Linked DNA regions of Homo sapiens: region 1 is linked to region 2. A link is an interaction called in ENCODE POLR2A ChIA-PET data of the cell type or tissue named here. Cell type or tissue: MCF 10A. All regions are shown on one strand. Each heading gives the region's core, and the rest is flanking DNA. Links, peaks and the distances in the headings are about the cores only. Region 1 overlaps NFIC (nuclear factor I C). Region 2 has its middle 30 kb from the start of NFIC.

Region 1 (4,380 bases), core at 171-4,170, 51 kb before region 2:
ACAGAGTTTCACTCTTGTTGCCCAGGCTGGAGCGCAATGGCGCAATCTCGGTTCACCGCAACCTCCTTCTCCCGGGCTCAAGCAATTCTCCTGCCTTAGCCTCCTGACTAGCTGGGATTACAGGCATGCACCACCACGCCTGGCTAATTTTTGGTATTTTTAGTAGAGATGGGGTTTCTCCATGTTGGTCAGGCTGGTCTCGAACTCCCGACCTCAGGTGATCCACCCGCCTGGGCCTCCCAGAGTGCTGGGATTACAGGTGTGAGCCACTGCGCCCGGCCGGAAGTGAGCATTTATTGAGTGCCTCCTGTATGCTTCTCAGAGACCACTGACTCCAATCTTTAATGCAATGGGCACAGCTCTGATTCTCCCCATTCTACAGAGGCAAAAACTAAGGCTCAAAGAGAAGAATGCGCCCCACACTGCCTGGAGCACACAGGAACACAAATTCTGTCCACCATACAAATAAACAGGCACCGTCACCCGAGCTCATGGCCTGTCTCCCCAGTGCAGCACCCACAACCGGGATGAAGATCAATAAAGGCAGAAGAGGACGGGAGGCTTTCAGTGAAGACCCGCCTTGCTCCTGTCTGTGGCCCACAAGGCCGCCCCTTCCCACCCTCCACTCCCCTCAACCCCAGACCAGAGAGGGCAGGACTTTTCTCAAAGCCACACAGCAAGCCAGGGCAGCACTGTGGCTGACCCAGGTCCCTCACTCCCAGGTTGAGACCCTTTCTCCTGCCATCAAGCTCAGGGTGAGCTTTATGGACACCCTGGCCCCAGGCTTGGTCCCCTTCCATAGGGTTCACCTCATTCATTCATTCATTCATTCATTTACTCCCTGAGTGTGCACGGCCTGCACTGTATGATCTGTATGACTCAGAGGGTGTGGCTTCCACTAGATAACCTCAAAGGGCACTTTTAGTTTGTTTTTGAAAAGAGGTTTAAGGGGTTTCAATACCACCTCCCTTTTATTGGAGACAGGGTCTCACTCTGTCGCCCAGGCTGGAGTGCAGTGGCATGAGCTCAGCTCGCTGCAACCTCCGCCTCCTAGGTTCAAGCGACTCTCCTGCCTCAGCCTCCTGTGTAGCTGGGATTACATGTGTGAGCCACCACACCTGGCCTCAATCACCCCTTAAAAAAAACGGTTTTTAGAGATAAGGTCTTGCCTTGTCACCCAGGCTGGAGTGCAGTGGTGGGATCACAGCTCACTGCAACCTCCAACTCCTGGGCTCAAGCCATCCTCCTGCCTCAGCCTCCCGAGTAGCTGGGACTACAGGTACACACCACCACACCTGGCTCATTTTTAAAAATTTTGTTGGGGGGGGGCATGGTCGTGCTATGTTGCCCAGGCTGGTCTCGAACTCCTGGCCTCAAGTGATCCTCCTGCCTCAGCCTCCCAAAGTGTTGGGATTACAGGCAGGAGCCACCTCGCCTGGCCTCAATCCCTTTTTCAAAGGGGTTCTGGATTCTCATTCCGGCTCTGCCCCTGAGGAGCTTTGTGACCTTGGACAAGTGACTCTTGTCCAAACCTCTGGGTCTCTGCTTCCTCCACTAGAACACGAGAGAAGGCCAAAGTCCCTTCCTGCTTGGATGGGGGAGAGAATTAAACCAGTTAGGGTGAGCGGTGGCCTCGGAGCCTGGCACACAGAGGGCACGCCATGTGTGTTTGCCGCCATCATTATCGCTGTTGGGGTCCTTGCTCCCCAATTCCATCCAGGAAGCGCTGGGGAACTCCCCCTCCCATGTTTCTCCTGCCACCCTCTCCAGGGCACCCGGGGCAGCCTCTCTGGCGTGCTATGAGCTTCCCGGGCCGGGCTCTGCCCACCGCGCCATTCCCGGCGCTGGACTGCAGGAGCTTGGCACGACGCAAGGCGGGAACAGGAGGCTGGCCCATGGCGGCGTCAGCAGATGGGCACCATCTGGGCTGGCGGCTCGGGGCGGGCTGGCAGCTGCTGGGACGGGCGGGCCTGGCAGCCCCTCCCCCGCCCAGCCCTGGCACGGTGCCCGCCCGCGCCTCAGATTTCTTGGGCTGCCAGAGGGGGCGGGGAGGCCTGGCTGGGTTTAGGCCCTGGGCGGGCAGACAGCTTCCCTCTCTGGGCCCTGGTTCCTGCAGGCTCCTTCCCCAGCACGTGGCAGGTCGGAGAGCACCCGGGTCACCCTCTCCCGCCCCACCCCCGGCTGGTCACCCTCACTGGAAGGCCACAGGACGGCCCTCGCCACTCACTACCCCCTGAACATCCCAGCCAGCTCCATGTGCTGCTCCTGGGCTCCAGGCCTTCGCACTGGCTATAACCCCCTCACTGCTCCCTCCACCCAGCCTCTCCAGACTCCCTCACCCCCTTCAAGCCTCACCTCAAAGACGCCTCCTCAGAGAAGCCCTCCCCATCCAGAGTGGCCCCCAGCCCCCCTCCATGTCCCTCCCTGCTTTATTTTCCTGCAGTTCCCTGACACCCTCTTCTTATTAATTTTAATTTTTATTTTTTGAGACAGAGTCTCACTCTGTCGCTCAGGCTGGAGTGCAGTGTCGCGATCTTGGCTCACTGCAACCTCCCGGGTTCCAGCGATTCTCCTGCCTCAGCCTCCCGAGTAGCTGGTACTACAGACGCCCGCCACCACGCCCGGCTAATTTTTGTATTTTTAGTAGAGATGGGGTTTCACCATGTTGGCCAGGCTGGCCTCAAACTCCTGACCTCAGGTGATCCGCCTGCCTCGGCCTCCCGAAGTGCTGGGATTGCAGGTATGAGCCACTGTGCCCGGCCTCCTCTCTCACTTGTGACGTTGCAAGTGGTGGCTCCTTTCAGCCCCATGGCAGGTGCCCCTCCACCGCCATCCACCCTGCACCCCTCCAAGAGGCCAGCCAAGGCCCTATGCCTGATGCCCGTCCCTCCCTCTCCCTCTATCCCAGGGCCTCAGCTGCCCAGCAGGGCTGATGAAAGCCAGACACTGCACTCTGGCTGGGCCAGGACGCTCCACAGCCAAGGGGACTCTCGGTTCGGAAAAGGAAGCCGGTGGCCAGTCTTCCTGCTGTCAGGGTGACAACCACTGGGATCAGCGCTGAGGCCTGGAGGCCAGCCACAGCCTGGGGACCCTACATAAGACCTCAGCCTGTGGGGCCCTCACACAACCCTGCCAGAAGGTGACCACACCGTGCCAGCAGACTGCCCCCTCACGCACCACAACTTCCGCCCATCCCCTTCTGACAATAATGGAGGATGAGGCAGGTGTCAAGGACAGGGCAGAGGCAGAAGCTGCTTGTGGGTCCAAATCCCACCTGGCCCAGTCTCGGCTGTGTGACCACGGCAGGTCAAATCCCTCCTCTGAGCCTCTGTTTCCTCCTCTGTAAAATGCGTACAACAGGCCGGGCGCGGTGGCTCACGCCTGTCATCCCAGCACTTTGGGAGGCCGAGGAGGGCGGATCACTTGAGGCCATGAGTTCCAGACCACCCTGGCCAACATGGTGAAAGCCCGTCTCTACTAAAAATACAAAAATTGGCCAGGTGTGGTGGCGCTCGCCTGTAATCTCAGCTACTCGGGAGGCTGAGGCATGAGAATCGCTTGAACCCAGGAAGTAGAGGTTGCAGTAAGCCAAGATCGCGCCACTGCACTCCAGCCTGGGTGACAGAGTGAGACCCTATCTCAAAAAAAAAAAAAAAAAAAAAAAAAAGGCATACAGCAATGATCCTTGCCTCACAGGGCAGCTGTGAGAATGGGAAAGAATTTTCAGCCAGGCAGGTGGCTAATTTTTTGTATATTTGGTAGAGATGGGGTTTTGCCATTTTGCCCAGGCTGGTCTCGAATGCCTGAGCTCAGGAGAGTCACCTGCCTTGGCCTCCCAAAGTGCTGGGATTACAGGCATGAGCCACCACACCCAGCCGGAGTTGGGGTTTTCCATATGGGAAAGACATTCTATGTCCAGGGAATGCATAAGGAAAGGTCTGGCAGTGGGAGATTATAATCAGAATGAGGAGGATGGGCCGGGCGCAGGGGGTCACGCCTGTAATCCTGGCACTTTGGGAGGCCAAGGCGGGAGGATCACTTGAGCCCAGGAGTTCGAGAGTAGCCTGGGCAACATAGTGATACCCCATCTCTGCAAAAAACAAAAAACAAGGCCAGTTGCAGTGGCTCACGCCTGTAATCCCAGCACTTTGGGAGGCCGAGGCGGGTGGATCACCTGAAGTTAGGAGCTGGAGACCAGCCTGGCCAACATGCAAAACCCCGTCCGTATTAAAAATACAAAAATTAGCCGGGTGTGGTGGTGGGCATGTGTAGTCCCAGCTACTCGGGAGACTGAGGCAGGAGAATTGCTTGAACCCGGGAGGCAGAGGTTGCAGTGAGCCAAGATTGCGTCATTGCACTCCAGCCTGGGAGACAGAGCAA
Region 2 (4,380 bases), core at 64-4,063:
GCTGAGGTTGCAGTGAGCCAAGATAGTGCCACTGCACTCCAGCCTGGACAACAGAGCGAGACTCTGTCACAGAAAAAAAAAAAAAAAGGGAATTCCTTGGCCTTTGCCCTTTGCCCTCTGACCTCCAGCCTCAGGTCTGGGGCAGCCAGTATGCAGTCTCCCAGCCAGTGGCCGAAAGGAGCAGGGTGACGGTCCTGGCAGCCCAGGGACACATCTGGATGGAGGAACTGAGGCCAGAGCTGGCTGGACACTGGCTCAGGGTCGCATGATGGAGCAGCCTAGGGTACGGGGGCCCTTCCTTGGGGAGGAAACCCTGGGGTCAGGGATGGGACCCCTCTGCCACTGGAGGTAGGGAGCAGGCAGCTGGTGCCCAAGGTGGGTGGGTAACGACAGGAAGTCGGTTACTGAGGAGGCAGTTGTTGGCACTTTGATTTCCTGCTGTGCCGCAGGTTATGTAAAGGGCTGGGAGTGGCCGGGCACCCCAACACCCCGCCCACCCTGTGCCACCCTGGGGCTTGTCGTACAGAGAAGGGAAGGAGAGGCTCAGAGTGGGATGTTTGGGAGCTTGCAGCCATCAGGCAGGAACGTGAGCCTGGGCCCCTTGGGACCTGGCACCATGACCTCAGTTCTCTGTCCCCTGCCCCCAGCCTCCCTCCACTGGGCTCCAGGGAGGTGTAGGGTGAGAGGTTCCCAGCTGATTTCTCAGCTCCCAGCCCTGCCTCTGACTTGCTTTGGGAACATCAACTTCAGTTTCCCATGTGTGCAATGGGCCTGGATTCTTTCTTTACTTTTTTTTTTAATTTTAATTTTTTTTTTTTTTTTGAGACTGAGTCTCACTTTGTCGCCCAGGCTGGAGTGCAGTGGTGCGATGTCAGCTCACTGCAACCTCTGCCTCCCGGGTTCAAGCAATTCTCCTGTCTCAGCCTCCCGAGTAGCTGGGACTACAGGTGCACGCCACCACACCCAGCTAATTTTTGTATTTTTAGTAGAGACGGGGTTTCACCATAGTGGTCAGGCTGGTCTCGAACTCCTGACCTTAGGTGATCCACCTGCCTCGGCCTCCCAAAGTGCTGGGATTACAGGCGTGAGCCACTGCAACTGGCCATTTCTTTACTTATTTCTGTTGCTGTTATTTTCTTTTAGTTAGCAGATACTTTCATGTTAATATACGTGAGGGCCCGTTCTAAAATGCATAGCTAGATGTGGTGGCTCATGCCTGTAATCACAGCACTTTGGGAGGCCGAGGCAGGTGGATCACGTGAGCCCAGGAGTTCCAGACCAGCTTGGGCAATATGGGAAAAGCCCATCTCTACAAAAAAAAAGTAATATAAATTAAGAATAAATGCATTATAAGGATTAACACGATTAATCCTCTTGGGGGGTCTGACTGCTATGATGATCCCCACTTTACAGATGGAGAAACTGAGGCACAGAGCAACCAAGCAGCACAGGGTGGCAGAGGTGGTAAAGGAGGGGGTCAGGATGGGAACCCAGGCCCCTCTGTGGGTGGACTGCCCTGATGGTGGGGAGGTTCGTGTTGGCCTCCCCAGGACACAGATGGAAATACTGGGTCTTGGTGAGGGCCAGGGCCAGGCTCGGGGTCAGCGGTGGGTGAGCACAAAGCCAGACACCCCTGGTTGCCCTCTCTGGGTGATGGTGCCCAGTGTTCCACATCAGAGCACCCACCAGGCATCGTGGACATCTCGGAGGCCCAATTGGCCACCACAGTCACGGTGCTCCAGGGCCAGTCTGAGGGCGAAACTGTTCCCTGGGTGTCTGTAGTGTGGGCTGGGAGCAGGCAGCGGCTCTCACCCGGCATCCACCATGGGCCATGCTCACTCCTTGCATGGGCGTGTTCTCAACAACCTGGGGGTTGGGACCACAGGGATCCCATTTTTTTGGAAGAGGAAGCTGAGTGCCAAGTGGAGAGGCCACATCCTAGGGGCCCAGCAGAGTCCGAGCCTGACTCAGTGCCCTTGGCCTTGGCCTCTCAGACTCACTCCACTGGCCAAGCCTGTCCAGCCCCACACCCCTGCCACCGGCAGGACTTGGTGTGTGTGACTGGGGGAGGAGCGGGCCTGGGTGGCTGGGAAACCAGGTAGGGGTATGACCAGAGTGGGGGGTGCTGGGTATGCAGCCCCCTCCCTCCTGGAAGAGGCCTAGCCCGGAGCACCCCACCCCCAGCCCTGTTGGCAGAGCGATTAAAGAGAGAAGGATGAGGGAAAAAGCCTGAAAGAATTAAACAAACAAAGGGAGAGGTCGGTTTATATAATCTCTGGTACAACGTGTCCTCTTGAGCCAGGATTAGGCCGTGGCGTTTCCCAGGCAGCCGTGGGGGCGGGTGGCAGACGCCCTGCTCCCTCCTTGCTCTGTGCCACTGCCTGCCCTGGCTGCCTCCCTCCCCGTGGGGGCCCTTCTGTATCCCCAGGTTGGGGAAGCTCCAAGGGGGGGCCAGGTCCAGCTGGGAGGATGCCAGCTCCCCCTGGGAGGTGGGGGCAGGTCCGGGAATCGTGCCATCTGGCAGATCCACTCCCAGGCCTGCCCTGCACAACCAGCTCACAATCTTGGACAGACCTGAGACCTTGGTTTCTCTTCTGGGAAATGATTTTGTGGGGCTATAGGTATTTGGAGCCTGGTACACAGTTGGTGCTAAATAATTGCATACCTCCAATAACTGTGGAAGCTGGAATCAGGGCTATAATCACGATCAATTGGGTATCAACAGTAACAGTCACAACAATAATAAGATCTAACGATAGTTTCATTTCTCTTTATAGCATTCATCCTTCTTGAACGTTAACATTTTAATTCACGGTTTGTGTCTCTCCCTGGAGTCCCAAACCCTCGAGAAGGACAGGTGTCAGTGTCACTTTTGTTTGCTGCTGGATCTCCTGTGTCTAGGACAGAGCTAGACCCGCAGCGGGTACCTTGAACATATTTCGAGAACTTAGGGCTGAATCGTTCATGTGTATTGAGTGCCCTCTCAGGACCACGCTTTGCACTCAGCACAACCATATTGCATTTGAGCATTGCGAAACCGGCCAGGAGGGTGCTTCATTATTCCCATTTTTCCAGAGGGGGAAACTGAGGCCCAGAGAAAAGGAGTGACCTGCTCAGTCACCTGCAAAAAAAGTGACAGAGCTGAAATTCAAATGCAGCCCTCCTCGCTGTCAAAGTCTCCTTCTGGGCCAAGTTGCTGACTTGCTCTTCCCAGGCATGGGCGTCTCTGAGACTGGGGCCAGAGGAAACATTCAGGGCTGCCAGGGATGCCCGGGACTCTTTCTCCACCCACCCATCACGCCTTCCTTGGTGTCCGGGTATGGGAGTGGGGCTGTCATTTCAGGCCCCTGCAGTGGGGGAAGTGTGGCATGGTGGGGATAGAGTGTGACGGGGAGGAGGTACCTGGTCTGGTCACACCGGTGGCTATGGTACTGTTGTATGGGACAGACAGCCCAGCCCTGGTACCCTCACTTCTAGCAGCCAGGCTGGGGACCCAAGAGGATGGGGCTGTGGCCACCCCCAGATGGCCAACTTATTTTTCCAGTAACTGTTACTCAGCTCCAGGATCTGGGAGAAAGGTCACAGCCTTGGCCAGCAGCAGTAGCTGGGACTGGATGAGAGAGTAGCTAGATTCCCCAACCCCCCAGCTCCCAGCCTGGCTGCCTGCTGTCCCCAGGCAGGTACCTGCTGCTCTGGGAGGCAGGGACGGGGCTGTGGAGGTTCCCTGAACCCAGATAGCCCCCCAAACTACCCCACAGGGTGGCCCTTGTATTGGTCCACCCCACAGTTCACTCACTCTCCCTGCAGCCACCTGTCCCCAGCACCTCGAAAGCAACTGAACCCACCAGCAGCTCCTTCTCCTGATCTCCCCGCTGACCCCACTGGCACAGAACTGGGGGGAAACAGGTGGGTAGGAGGGATCTCTGTCCCCCGTGGACCTGCCAGGCAACACACAACTCCCTCCAGCCTTTTTTTTTTTTTTTTTTTTTTTTTTTTTTTAGATAGAGTCTCATTCTGTCACCCAGGCTGGAGTGCAGTGGTACAATCTTGGCTCACTGCAGCCTCCACCTCCTGGGTTCAAGCGATTGTCCTGCCTCAGACTCCTGAGTAGCTGGGACTACAGGTACGCACCACCACGCCTGGCTAATTGTTGTATTTTTAGTATAGACAGGGTTTCACCATATTAGCCAGGCTGGTCTTCAACTCCTGACCTCAGGTGATCTGCCCGCCTTGGCATCCCAAAGTGCTGGGATTACAGATGTAAGCCACAGCGCCCAGTGCTTTTAACCTTTAATCTCTCTCTTCCCTCTGTTCTATTCCTTGTCTTCTCCAATGGGCAATTCATTGCCTGATTCCCTGAGCCAATCACAAATGATGACA

Evidence for each region. ChIA-PET counts read pairs that join two places held together with the same protein. Peaks named below come from ENCODE experiments on the same cell type or tissue, not always from the same donor. Only the 100,000 strongest peaks of a DNase experiment are listed, where the experiment ranks them.
Region 1: POLR2A ChIA-PET joins it to region 2 with 10 read pairs; 8 of 35 experiments call an interaction of 5 or more read pairs at or near these places.

What each region holds. Positions count from the first base shown.
Region 1 is chr19:3,385,602-3,389,981 of GRCh38, reverse strand. The region is part of intron 2 of NFIC (nuclear factor I C); the gene reads right to left. Among named protein-coding and RNA genes, the nearest start is that of NFIC, 21 kb to the right of the region's middle. RefSeq lists an enhancer at 1-292. In MCF 10A, for the core only: no CTCF peak of the experiment used is centred there; a DNase peak (open chromatin) is centred at 1,991.
Region 2 is chr19:3,334,825-3,339,204 of GRCh38, reverse strand. No RefSeq gene overlaps it. Among named protein-coding and RNA genes, the nearest start is that of NFIC, 30 kb to the left of the region's middle. In MCF 10A, for the core only: no CTCF peak of the experiment used is centred there; DNase peaks (open chromatin) are centred at 614, 1,934, 2,404, 3,574 and 1 weaker place.